Linked DNA regions of Homo sapiens: region 1 is linked to region 2. The links are chromatin contacts, found by Hi-C or POLR2A ChIA-PET in ENCODE. All regions are on one chromosome and are shown on one strand. The core of a region is the stretch at or near the end of the contact, and the rest is flanking DNA. Distances in the headings are between cores, read along the strand shown. Region 1 overlaps AKR1D1 (aldo-keto reductase family 1 member D1). Region 2 overlaps CREB3L2 (cAMP responsive element binding protein 3 like 2).

The links. Hi-C counts contacts between places; a loop is a spot of excess contacts on that map. ChIA-PET counts read pairs that join two places held with the same protein, here RNA polymerase II (POLR2A). Pooled maps may share reads with other maps.
Region 1: a loop to region 2 is called in a map of PC-9, with 6 times the contacts of the local background. The contact joins two enhancer-like sites. A Hi-C loop is called at or near these places in 1 of 168 maps with a recorded cell type or tissue (PC-9), 3 of 37 single-sample maps with no recorded cell type and 5 of 50 pooled maps. POLR2A ChIA-PET finds 5 or more read pairs at or near these places in 1 of 52 experiments (naive thymus-derived CD8-positive, alpha-beta T cell).

What each region holds. Positions count from the first base shown.
Region 1 is chr7:138,090,692-138,094,186 of GRCh38, reverse strand. AKR1D1 (aldo-keto reductase family 1 member D1) reads right to left here. Exons shown (of 9, transcript NM_005989.4): 3 at 2,303-2,419. It also overlaps the pseudogene RN7SKP223. Among named protein-coding and RNA genes, the nearest start is that of AKR1D1, 16 kb to the right of the region's middle. Within about 2 kb of position 1,371, at least 2 of the 41 ENCODE cell types and tissues checked have a DNase peak (open chromatin) inside an H3K27ac peak, as active enhancers do.
Region 2 is chr7:137,901,731-137,905,263 of GRCh38, reverse strand. It overlaps CREB3L2 (cAMP responsive element binding protein 3 like 2), which reads left to right. Exons shown (of 12, transcript NM_194071.4): 7 at 1,247-1,305. Among named protein-coding and RNA genes, the nearest start is that of CREB3L2-AS1, 50 kb to the left of the region's middle. RefSeq lists an enhancer at 728-1,228. Within about 2 kb of position 1,468, at least 8 of the 41 ENCODE cell types and tissues checked have a DNase peak (open chromatin) inside an H3K27ac peak, as active enhancers do.

The sequences.
Region 1 (3,495 bases), core at 122-2,621, 190 kb before region 2:
GTACTTAAGCTTCAAATATTGATTTCCCAATTATAGGTTCAGTTGGAAGGTAATGTCACTATATTGTGTCATTTCTCACTGTTAAAATTTTACCTTTTGTGCCTTTGAACCCATCAAAAATAAGAATAGAAATTATCTATCAAGTCCAAAAAGATGTAAATGTCATTAGTTAGTCACAGAGAAGTAAATTTTATTTTCTCACTTTTAAGTAGAGTCATGTGCTGCATAATGACATTTTGGTCAATGGTGGACTGCATGTATGATGGTGGCCCATAAGATTATAATAGAGTTTAAAATTCCTATCACCTAGTGACATCATGTTTGTGGTGTTGCTGGTGTAAACAAACCAACTGTGCTGCCAGGTATATAAAAGTAGAACACACATAATCATGTATAGTATATAATACTTGATAATGATAGTAAACAATTTCTGTTTTTACTATGGATACAACTTATATATTTGTTCTACTACACTTTATCATAATTTTAGAATGTTCTCCTTCTACTTTTAAAAAATGTTAAGTGTAAAAAAACGCCAGGCAGGTCTTTCAGGAGGGATTCCAGAAGAAGACACTGTTGTCACAGGAGATGGCAGCTCCATGCGTGTTATTGCTCCGGAAGAACCTCCAGTGGGACGAGATGTGGACGTGGAAGACACTGATATTGATGATGCTGACCCTGTGTAGGCCTAGACTAATGTGTGTGCTTGTGTCTTAGTTTTTAACAAAAGAGTTTAAAAAAAAATTTAATAGACAAGAGCTTATACAATAAGAATACAAAGAAAGAATATTTTTATACAGCTGTACAACATGTTTGTGTTTTATTCATGTTATTAAAAAAGTAATTAATCCCAACACTTTGGGAGGCCGAGGTGGGCGGATCATGAGGTCAGGAGATCGAGACCATCCTGGCCAACATGGTGAAACCCTGTCTCTACTAAAAATACAAAACTTAGCCGGGTGTGATGGTGCTTGCCTGTAGTCCCGGCTACTTGGGAGGCTGAGGCAGGAGAATCGCTTGAACCCGGGAGGCGGAAGTTGCAGTGAGCCGAGATGGCACCACTGCACTTCAGCCTGGCAACAGAGCGAGACTCTGTCTCAAAAAAAAAAAAAAAAGTAATTAGTATTAGTGTTACTACTAAGTATTATTACAAAGAATCAAAAAGTTAAAAAATTAAAACATTTATAAGCTGAAAACAGTTACAATAAGCTAATGTTAATTTATTATTGAAGAAAAAATATTATGTGATTCATTGTGTACCCTAAGTGTGCAGTGTTTATAAAGTCTCCAGTCATGTACAGTAATGACCTAGGCCTTCACATTCACTCACCACTTACTCCGTGACTCATCCAATTTTTATCCTGCAAGCTCCATTCATGGTAAGTGCCAGGTATAGGTGTATCTTATCTTTTATGCCATATTTTTACTGTACCTTTTCTATGTTATGTTTATATACACAAATATTTACCATTGTGTTACCATCGTCTACAGTATTCAGAATAGTAACATGCTGTGCAGGTTTATAGCCTAGGAGCAATCGGCTGGGCTATCTAGCCTAAGTCTGTAATAGGCTATACCATTTAGGCACAACGTGTTTGCGTTTTATTCATGTTATTACAAAAGTAATGCAGTCTACCATGGTAAATAAAACCTTACCACCTCGGTTTGTGTAAGTACACTCTATATGATGTTTGCAGAACAACAAAGTCACCTCATGACACATTTCTCAGAATGTATCCCATTGCTAAGCAACACATAATTGTACACTGGGTCTTTCTAAATTTTTAAGACTTAGGTTAGAAATCTGACATTTGAACAAGAGTCAGCATTAACAAAGTGAGGATGAGGGCGGAGATTGTGACTGTGTGAGTGGGAAGAAGGGTGTGTGTCTCAATGGTGGGCTACAGTTAGAGGACTACATGTTGGTTTGATGCAGAGAGCTTAAACTATAGTTGTAAAAACATGGTATAATAGAAATTGCATTGAATTAAAAAATCAAGAAACTTGGAAACCAAGCCTGAGTCTGCTAACATAATCTTCTCGGGTATTTGTCAGACTAGGTCAGTACTCTCTGATCTGTGGTAACAAAACACCACAATATTCTGTGGTGCCAAGTAATACGCTAGCTTCATGCACATAGCTATTGGCTCATGGTGCAGAGCTTCATGCACATAGCTATTGGCTCATGGTGCAGAGCTTCATGCACATAGCTATTGGCTCATGGTGCAGAGCTTCATGCACATAGCTATTGGCTCATGGTTGCCAGGGTGCAGAGACCTGACCTTTGGGCATCTGAACTCACCTTAAAGGCCATGGGTACTTCAATGATGTAAAGATCCACATAATCTAGCTGGAGGACCCTGAGTGTCCTCTCCAGGGTTGGGCGGACCATCTCTGGGACATGATTTGTAGCCCATAGCTGAAAGAATCAAAGAGGGAGAATTAACTAATGTCTACACGCTTTTTACGATAAGGCAGCCCCTTTTTCTTTGTAAAACACTCGTACACATTTTTTTTTTTTGAGATGGGGGGTCTCACTATGTTGCCCAGGCTGGTCTTTAACTCCTGGGCTCAAGCGATCTGCCCACTTCAGCCTCCCAAAGTGCTGGGATTATAAGCATCAGCCACCGTGCCTAGCCGCTTGTACACATTTTATTCACACATTTCATTTCACAAAAATATGTTTATGATGCAGTGTCATCTGAGTATAGGATGAGCTGATAAAACTCTTGACACTCAGAGCCTAGCTTGAGAGCTTGTTTGGAGGTTCTAGTAGGGGAGTGCAGCTACTCACATACACTTGACCTAAAAACCCTCCTCCTTCATCAGGGAAAGCCGTCCTCTTCCACTGAGAGTGCAGCTTCAAGAGGTACAATTGCCTAGACAGCCAGATCAGCTGAATTAGCCCTGGTGACTAATGGGGTGACATATGTTACAGCCAGATCACCCTCACATCTCCAGACATAATTTTATGCAAATCTACCACAAGAGACTTACAGATCCTCCTTGACCACAGAGTACCTAATTTGATGGCAGTCTTCCCCATTTCCGGGTGAATTTCCTGATGCTTAGTGCTTGCATTTTTCCTCATTGTATAACTAGGGTTACACAATGTTCTAGATGTCCTGACCTAGCGTGATACTTTATTGTCATGCCACTCTGATAAAATGAGCAAGGAATATGGTTATGCGTGTGGCTTCACTGGGTCCTTCACATTGTGACAGGTGGTGTGAAAGCCTGGTGAAATTTTAAATTAGTGCATAGATTTAGATTTGCTTTCACTGATCTTTTGTTCTTATTTGGTCCTACTTAGACCCCAGAGCAATTAAATTACTCTTTCGCTAAGGCATTACATAATGAAGGATCAAGGTTTGGTTGATCCTACTGGAGCATGTGTACCCTTAAGTGTCTGAGACATACGGTGCCAAGGTTGCTTATACCCACAGGACAAATTAGTACATCTTTTGGAATATCAGTTTTGCTCACAGATTTTTT
Region 2 (3,533 bases), core at 219-2,718:
CATTGCAAGTGCTTGGTTAATTTTTTTTTTTCTTGGTAGGGTTTTGTGATCACAAAACTTCTGCAGTTTGCTGGTCTATATTTGGACTCAGTAGTCTCCTACCCCTGGGCCCCTCAGTGCTGAGCAGGCCTGATGAAAACCAGGGGGATGGCTGAGGCACAGGCCTACCAGGAGGGAGGGGGCAAAGAGGGAAGGAAGACAAGAGCTTAGTGTCACTCTATCCATGTGCGGAACCAGCAGCAAGTTGATGTATGACCAAGCCAGCTGTCTTATTTTATATATGTACTTCAGCCAGCAGAGGTCCAGGAGTTAAACTCATTTATCTGAGACCACACTGATGGTTTGTGAGCCACATGTTCTGGCCTGGCTCTTCACTCAGTGTCCATTGTTTTCTTTTCTTTTCTTTCTTTCTTTTTTTTTTTTTTCATACAGAGTCTCACTCTGTCACCCAGGCTGGAGTGTAGTGGCATGATCTCGGCTCACTGCAACCTCTGCCTCCCAGGTTCAAGTGATTCTCCTACCTCAGCCTCCCAAGCATCTGGAACCACAGACGTGTGCCACCATGCCCGGCTAATTTTTTTGTTTTTTGTTTTTTGTTTTGAGATGGAGTCTCTCTCTGTCACCTAGGCTGGAGTGCAGTGGCACAATGTCAGCTCACTGCAACCTCTGCCTCCCGGACTCAAGCGATTCTCTTGCCTCAGCCTCCCAATTAGCTGGGATTACAAGCATGCACCACCGCGCCCAGCTAATTTTTGTATTTTTAGTAGACGGGGTTTTACCATGTTGCCCAGGCTGGTCTTGAACTCCTGACCTCAGGTGATCTACCCGCCTTGGCCTCCCAAAGTGCTGGGATTACAGGCTAGAGCCACTGCGCCTGCCATTTTTTTGTATTTTTAATGGAGACAGGGTTTCACCATGTTGGCCAGGCTGGTCTCGAACTCCTGACCTCAAGTGATCCGCCCACCTCAGCCTCCCAAAGTGTTGGGATTACAGGTGTAAGCCACTGCTCCTGGCCACTCAGTGTCCATTTTACTGGTGGCCTGGTTTGTAGGAAAGTAGGTGTGAGTTTGGCAGCTAGAAACCCGGGAGGACAGACTAGTCAATGAACCAGCAGCTTAAACAAATGGCAAGCAGCTTGCAGAAGTAAGCAGGGCTTTGGTGACTTCTACGCTAACCACCTCCCATCTTAACTGGTTTACTTACAGAGCTGGAAATTAATCATTCTCCTCCCACTCCTCTCTCTCAGATTTCTGCTCAGGAAAGTAGGAGAAAGAAGAAAGAATACATGGACAGCCTGGAGAAAAAGTAAGCCTGCTGGCAAACTGTTGCGTTCATCGGGCAGTATGCACAGGGAAATATGGGTGTGCGGAGAATCGGGGAGAAGCAGTTCAATTCCTCTTTCTGGCCACCTTGGAAACCCGGTGGTTTATCAGCTGTGGTTTGCCTGCCACCTAGTGGTTATTTGGAGGAGACGTCTATAATAAAGCAAGAAAGAAGTGAAAGTACCTTAGTAGGTGTTTGAATCATACCACTGCCAGCCAAGGACCCCGGAGTCCTCACAGACTTCTTTTCAAACACATACAAATATTAACATTCCTGCACATTCCTGGAACTTCTAGCAGGAGAAGCCCTGTTTTAGCTGAAAGGAGCAGTGCTACTTAATCAGCCCCCATTGGCCACACTCCTTCATGCTCTAGAGAGGGCACATAGGGAAAGAAAGATGTCAGGTTGGCAGCCTTTATTTTCCAGCCACTACAATTCATGTTTTTTTTTTTTTGCAAAAACACTTGAAGGCAATCTTTGTTCTTTTGAAAAGTCTGTAATATCAGGCGGGCTGTTAGAAAAAGATGAATTAAATACAGTTTTGTCTTAGCCCTGGAAGTTAGTTCTTTAGCTAACAAACCAAGATATTTTTAAGATGGGCATGAGGCCCCAGACCCAGAAATGAACTTCATGTGGATCTGGGGAAAGGAGTGGCTGGTGGTTCCTGGCTGTTTCTCAAAGCTACTATTGAAAGTTTAGTGCTTCTATCACCTGACTTAAGTACTGGTAATGCAGCATTAAGTATAGTTGGCTCTCCATATCTGGGGGTTCAGCGTCCTCAGATTCAACCAACCATGGGTCTAAAATATTCAGAAAAAAACTTCAATAGGCTGGGTGTGATGGCTCACTCTTATAATCCCCGTGCTTTGGGAGGCCAAGGTGAGAGGATTGCTTGAGCTCAGGAGTTCAAGACCAGCCTGGGCAACATAGCCAGACCCCCTAAAAAATAAAAAAAAATTAGCCAGGCATGGTGGTGCACATCTGTGGTCCCAGCTACTCAGGAGGCTGAGAGGGGAGAATCACTTGAGCCCAGGAAGTTGAGGCTGCAGTGAGCTGTGATTGTGCCACTGCACTATAGCCTTGATGATAGAGTGAGACTCTGTCTCAAAAAACCAAAGCCAAAACCAAACAACTCAATAAAAAAAAACTACAACAATAAAAAATAATACAACTATAAATACAAGATAACACATATTTACATAGTATTTACATTGTGTTTGGTATTATAAATAACCTAGAGATGATTAACATATACTGGAGGATATGTAAAGGTTATATACAAATACTACACCATTTTTTAATCAGGGACTCGAGCATCTGGAGATTTTGGTATCTGTGGGGAGTTCTGGAACTAATCCCCCCTGAATACCGTGGGAAGACTGTAGTCCCATGCTGTCCCACCATTTTCTATGGGCATCCAGGGTCAAGATGTTCCTATGAAAGTCTCTTTACTGTCTCTTTTGGGCATGCGTGCCCCAGCACCAGGATTCCTAGTCCTGGGCTCTCGTCCTGCCCTTTGCTTAAGTCTCTTCACTTCTTATCAGTCCTGGTAAGAGTGTAGCTGGGAGTATCCAGATTACTGTAGTATAGAGGGAGAAGTATGATGGGCATTGAGAACACTAGGGAGGAGGTGAGAGGAAAGAGGTTGTAACACCCTAAAAGAGGGTCATATTTTGTACTGTCACTATTCATCTTTCATTATTCAGGCACTCATCACTCAGCTCCCTCTTTTTTTTTTTTTTTTTTGGAGACAGAGTCTCGCTCTGTGGCCCAGGCTGGAGTGCTGTGGCATGATCTTGGCTCACTGCAACCTCTGCCTCCCAGGTTCAAGTGACTCTTCTGTCTCAGCCTCCCAAGTAGCTCGGATTACAGGCACACACCACCATGCTCAGCTAATTTTTGCATTTTTAGTAGAGATGGGGTTTCACCATGTTGGCCAGGCTATTCTTGAGCTCCTGACCTCAAGTGATCTGCCTGCCTCAGCCTCCCAAATTACTGGGATTATAGACATGAGCCACTACGCCCGGCCCCAGCTCCTTCTATTTTTCTTTTTTTTTTTTTTTTTTGAGACAGATCTTGCTCTGTCACAAGGCTGGGGTGCAGTGGCGATCTTGGCTCACTGCAACATCTGACTCCTGGGTTCAAGCGATTCTCCTGCCTCAGCCTCCCGAGTAGCTGGGATTACAGGCACGTGCCACCACGCCCAGCTA